Regions from separate parts of the Mus musculus genome. Here region 1 is linked to region 2. The links are chromatin loops, found by intact Hi-C in ENCODE. Cell type or tissue: gastrocnemius. All regions are shown on one strand. Links, peaks and the distances in the headings refer to the core of each region. The heading gives the core; the rest is flanking DNA.

Region 1 (2,916 bases), core at 98-2,597, 55 kb after region 2:
CATTCTACTTTTCTGTATACTTAAACATATTCAAAGTGAAAAAAAGAGTTTTCAAAAGTATGATAAGTATGGGGAAGAAAACACCTAAGGGTGGAGGAAGCAATGCATCATGGTCCAGTCATGGACCACAGTCCAGAAATGGAGAACCTGGAGCATCCTCATTGGATGTTCCGATGTGAGGAGAAGAGGTTGGGGGAGAACAAGAGCATCAATTATGATCCAACGCAGAGGACATCACAGGATGCCAGGGAGGCCTACAGTGACAACACTCAGCTGGATACATCCTCATGTCAGGAGAGGACCAGTGGAGCCAGATCCACTGGCAGTGTAAGGTATAAGCTTCTGCTGACCCCATAGAAAGGACTTCTTGCATCTAGAAGCAAGTGGGAACACAGGATAGAAGACACAGCAAAGAATATTGGGTAGAAGGGATAATGATGAAATTGAGTGCTTGGCTTTTTTTTTTTTTTTAAACCAGGTAGTTTGCTCTTCTTTGGTTAAAGAAATAACTACATGACTAATTCCCATAGCCCTCCTTCAGAACAATTTTGTAAATGCTGTTCATTTTTTAACTTACAAAAAAGTTGCAAAACAGCTCAAAAGCTCTTTTTTTTTTTTTTTTGGTCCCTCCTGCAAGTTTCTCTAATGGTGTCTTACATAACCGTGGTTCAATTTTCAAGAACAGGAGATTAACTTTCACACATATTATTAATTAATCTATAGACCATAATAGAATTCGACTCTATTCTCCATCATTTTCTGTCTTGGGACCCTACTCAGGATTCTCCCACAGTGCCTGTGGTGGTTTTATTCTTCCCAGTCTCTTCCTATCTGCAAAAGCTGCTCAGTCCCTCTGGGTTGGCGTAGTGTCTTCACACAAGGGGAGTGAGGTTCTGCGTTGTCAGAAAAGCTCAGTGATGTTGTGTCCCTCTCAGTGTACTGCATCAAGGGACGTGTGATGTCAATGTGCCTTTCGCTGGGATGCTTCCCTCAAGCACACTTGGTTAAGTGGCTATGTGCCGGTGGCCCTACTATACAAAGTCACCGCCCTTCCCTCTGAGGATGAGCCCATGTCTCTTTCCACTGCTGCCCCCTGTTGGAGCTTCTGTGCGTGCATCCTGTTCCTTATGATGGTGCCTGCCTCACGGAGACCCTGATTCTCATGCTGCTTCCATAGTTACCATTTGGAGTTCTACTTAAGAAAGAGTTGCTTGTTTCTCCTCGGCAAAATTATTTATACCAAGACAGACTGTGAGTATTTATTTGCTCTTATGGTTTACCACTCAATGCTGCCATATTTTCTTTAGGTGGGGCAAGCAGTGCTGAGAGAAAACCCAAGGTCTCATATAAACAAGGACACGAAGCTGTGTCTCCAGACTTTGGGCTGTGCAACAGGGCCTTCTAGACCACACAGGCTTCATAGTCAATAAGCTCCTGCCTCCGCCTCTTAATGCTAGGATTATAGGTGTGTGGAACCACAGTCATACAGCAATACTAAATTTCCATTAGGGTAGAAAACTACTCAAAAGCAAACCTTTCTAAGTGGTTATGAAATTGAATTTACCCATGATTGTGATTAGCCATCACGACTGACAGTCACCTCTCAGTGGTCTCTTCTTGGATAGTTGATAGATAGCACTGTTGAAATTAGGAATTGTCCACATTTTGTCCATTATCACTCAACAGTTATTAAAACGTCCACAAAACTTAAGCCACCATAGAGTTTCTAGATCACTGTGTTAGCACAAAGCCATTGCAACAACTTTATTCATGTAGATTCGATTGTTTATCTTAAGAACAGCTTAAACTCAAAGAAACTTAGCGTTCACGCAACCATTGACAACACTTACTGCTTAGTGCTTTGTTTATAGGCAATGGCTAGGCTGCCTGTAGAATAATCACCTTTCAGATTCAAGAAGCAACCAAGAACTGATTGCTATGCCTCCGGCTGTGTTTGTGATATTCTTATTGGGTATAAAAGTGAAAGGTGGACTGGGGACATAGCTCAGGTCGAAGGGTGCTTGTCTAACATGCAGTAAGACCTAGGCTTAATCCCCACCATTGTATAAACTGAGCATGTTGTTATACACCTGCAGTCCTAGTACTCAGGAGGTGGAGTCAGAAGGATCATCCTCTATCCACTACATAGTGAATTAGAGACCAGTCTGGGATACATGAGATTCTTCCACAAAACAAACAAACATACAAACAAACAACAACAAATGGAAGAGAGAAAGAAATAAAGAAAGAACAAGCAAGCAAAGAGCTATGATTTTCTTTGCACTCAGCCATGCTGGTAGACAATAGGAAAGGCGTGTGTGTGTGGGTAAGGAAAAAGTAGCACTCTCTACATTAGGATGGATGACTTTGGAGATGACTCAGGGGCTGCTGGGAATCCAGCATGGATGGACAGCTTTCCCAGTCAAGGAACCCAGGCAGAAGCAGGCAGGGTCCACAAAATCACGTCTCTGTCCTTCAGACAGGTGAGTGAGCATCAAGCATCATTTCAGACAAAGTGTCCCTTGCTACCCAGGGGCTCTCTCTGAATGAAGCTGCTGAAATGGTTCCTACAACAGACATTCTTCCAGCAAAATCAGATCATTGCAATCGTAAGCAAAGCAAAAAAAACGCAATTGAATTATGCTCTTCAGGATATGAAAGTACCGCATGGAAGATGGCGACTGGCTACTCTTTTTCTTCAGGGAAGTCAAAAGGGTCACACTGGAGAACAGGTTTCAGTCCTCACAAAGAAAATCCTGGTGATCGCTGAAGTTGTTCACTGTCAGAATCACTTCCAGGCAGTTAGAGGGGGTTGAACTGTGGTGAGCACACAGATATTCTGAGGAAGGCTGCCCCCACCTCACTAAGTATCAAGACAAGGAGAGGCTGGAAAATAACTATTCCCTGCCTCTAGGG
Region 2 (2,916 bases), core at 119-2,618:
TCCAGATGACAATGTTCTTGTACTAATCTTTCCTATCACATCGCACACATACACTTAATCCAAAGGACAGCTTGCTTTTTCCACTCAGAGCTGTGCAAAAGCAGAGCCCTTGGACTTCATTGTTAAAGCTACTGGGTGGGGATGTGTCTTAGTGCAACAGTATTTGCCTACATGGCAAAAGCTCTCAGTTTGACCCCTGGCACTGAAAAAGAAAAAAATAATCATTGTATCTCAGATGACATGTCATTCTTGACTATAAATAGGGGTTTGCATGCTGCTATCATTTTATACAATCTTTTAAATCCAGCTCGTAGGAGAGGAGAAATGTCTTAAGGGCAGGGGCCATGCCTTTTGCTTCCTCAGTGACGACTGCAGTGATGTGAACACAGCTGGGTGTGCAGTTAGGTGGCTCCTGGAGGAATGTTACTAGGTGATTCATATGTGAAGAAGAAATGGACCCGAGGGCTCTGAGGCGTTGTTAAGAATAAACACAAATGTGGAGAGAAATGAGTGTGCGGATAGTGGCCCCAGAAAGATCCAGAAGCAGGAAGTTACCATGTAAGTAAGAGGCACAGCTGAGTTGGAGCCTGTCAAGCAGAGGACAAGGGGCAGAGACAACAAATACCTTTAAAAAATGATAAGGCAAAGGAAAAGATTTTAAAGAGGAAACAGAAAAATCCTGTCAATGACTTGGATTTAGAGTGACTAACAGACAAAGGTCCTCTCTGGGTGTCACATTTAGCCATAGAACTATATTTTGTACTGTGAGGCATACAGTATTCAGCCTGATTATCAGCCTTGAGGCTGCTAAAGGGAAGGGAGAGAAATGCCCAGTACAGCCAGGTGGGGCACACATCTTTAATTCCAGAGGCAGAGGCAGAGGCAGGAGGATCTCTGAAATGGACGCTGGTGTGGTTTACAGAGTGAGTTCCATGACAAAAAGCAACCAGCCAACCAACCAACCAAAAAATCAGAGAGAGGGGAGGAAGGGAGGGAGGGAGGGAGGGAGGGAGGGAGAGAGAGAGAGAGAGAGAGAGAGAGAGAGAGAGAGAGAGAGATATGTCTTGTGTCTCATAGGCTTGGAATCAACGGTCCTCCTCAAGCCAAGAACGTCGTCTGTAACAGCACATTCTCACCACTGCCGGCTCAGCTCTCCCCTTCCTGAACCCTCCCTTACCAAGACCACTTTATGAAATGTCAAAAGCCACTCGCAGCAATTATGGTGTCCACAAATATGTTCACAGATTCTTGACATTCTCTTCTGAAGAGAGGGTCTAATCGTCCTTCCCTAGAGAGTAACTGGACTTCATTCTCTTGCAGCTAACGTATGGAATAATGAAGAAAGTGAAGGTCCGGGGCCGTGATAGGTTCTCATGATAGGCACTGAGGCCTCCACCCCGATCTACCCTCATTTATCCTCTTGAGAGAAGTCTGCGCCACGACTGGAGAGCAGCCAGGGTAGCAGCACACTGAGGCCACCTGAAGGCGCTATTAACAGAGCAGATACTCCAACCCCAGTGGAGCCAAGAGGTGAACTCAGCCTCAATGACTGAGTGCAACCTGAGAGGACCTTGGGATGTCCTGAGTGTAACTCAAGAGGTCAGGGCCAGGAACTGTCAGTCATTCTATTCCTGGACTCCTTTACCCTGGAAGCTGGTAAGTTTGCAATATAACTTGTTACACAGCCATTCATAAATAACATGAGAATTTTTCCAACATAGCTCTTTTATTTTTAGCTTTAATTTTAGATACTTTTAAAAAGTACTTTAAAGAAACACAAAACGAAACACCCTACTATTCAAAATGCTTTATAGACACAAGGACGTAACGATTCTAATACGACTATTATTATTTGTTTTCTAGATAAAAACCTCAAGTTTGGAGAGGATCTGTAACCTGCTTATAGTCTGGTCCAAGAGATGATGAAGTGTCAAGGTCTGGAGCAGGGGGTTTGTTCTGGCTTCCAAGTGGCTCCAGATTCCAGGCTATGTCACCTGCCTACCAAGGTAGGGTCTTCTCTCTCTCAGGCTAGGCCACACCAGGAGGTTCCCAAGTTATTAGAAGGGTGACAGGGAGGGAACCCCTCCTCCAAAACCAGCCTCTAGTGGTTTGGAGAAATTGTGTTTATTCACGAGTTTCTCTCACTAGACGGCCAATTTAACACTCTGCCAACTGGCCAATTATTCCCGTTCATGTAGAGCTAAGTGGATGCTCCTCCAGCTGCACACCTTTCCTGCTCAACATAATTAATGAAGCTCATCAGGACCCTGGAAAACAAGCCCAGCTCACCAGCCCCTCTCACTGATGTGTTAATAGGGGGTCAGGTGTTCCCGACCCCACTACTGGATGTTTATGCCGCCCTAAGGCTGCTCACAAATGCTATGTGTTGGTGACAGGGTGTGGGCAGCCAGGTTACTGGACACACTTGGGGTTGCGCAAGGATCTGAAGGGAGGCCAATGTCAGCTCAGGTAAATTAGGATGACGGGGGTGGGGTGGGGGGGCACACACTGGCTGGGTGGAGGGTGGTGGGGAACGATAGATCATTCCGGTTCAGGATGACAGTCTCTAAGGGGTTAACGTATTAGAGCTCTCGGACTGCCAACAAAACATTTTCACGTTGCTTCACCTCTGCCGCTGAACACTGCTTTCCTGATCACAGAGCAGATGTTTTTGTCGTGGTCCTACATCTCGCTGTCCATCACAGAGGCTGCCACCCACCGGAGGCTGCTGAGCCCTTGAAATGTGGCTGACCTAAATCGAGTGTGCTGTACATATAAAGAGCGTGCCCAAATCCAAGGTTTGGTAGAAGAGAAGAATAGAACATAGGGTTCATTGTTTTTTAAAACATAGACTCCATGTTGAAAAGCACGATATTTTAATATTTAATATTGTTAACTGACAATATATTAAAGCTA

What was found. Peaks named below come from ENCODE experiments on the same cell type or tissue, not always from the same donor. Only the 100,000 strongest peaks of a DNase experiment are listed, where the experiment ranks them.
Region 1: it touches region 2 in a loop (2.3-fold over the local background); 2 of 42 quality-filtered maps call a loop at or near these places.

Annotation. Positions count from the first base shown.
Region 1 is chr3:51,893,644-51,896,559 of GRCm38, forward strand. All of the region lies in intron 1 of Maml3 (mastermind like transcriptional coactivator 3), which reads right to left. Among named protein-coding and RNA genes, the nearest start is that of Gm46803, 190 kb to the left of the region's middle. In gastrocnemius, for the core only: a CTCF peak has its summit at 1,094 (motif pointing left); a DNase peak (open chromatin) is centred at 1,048.
Region 2 is chr3:51,839,101-51,842,016 of GRCm38, forward strand. The region is part of intron 2 of Maml3 (mastermind like transcriptional coactivator 3); the gene reads right to left. Among named protein-coding and RNA genes, the nearest start is that of Gm46803, 130 kb to the left of the region's middle. In gastrocnemius, for the core only: a CTCF peak has its summit at 1,485 (motif pointing right); no DNase peak of the experiment used is centred there; H3K27ac peaks cover 503 bases.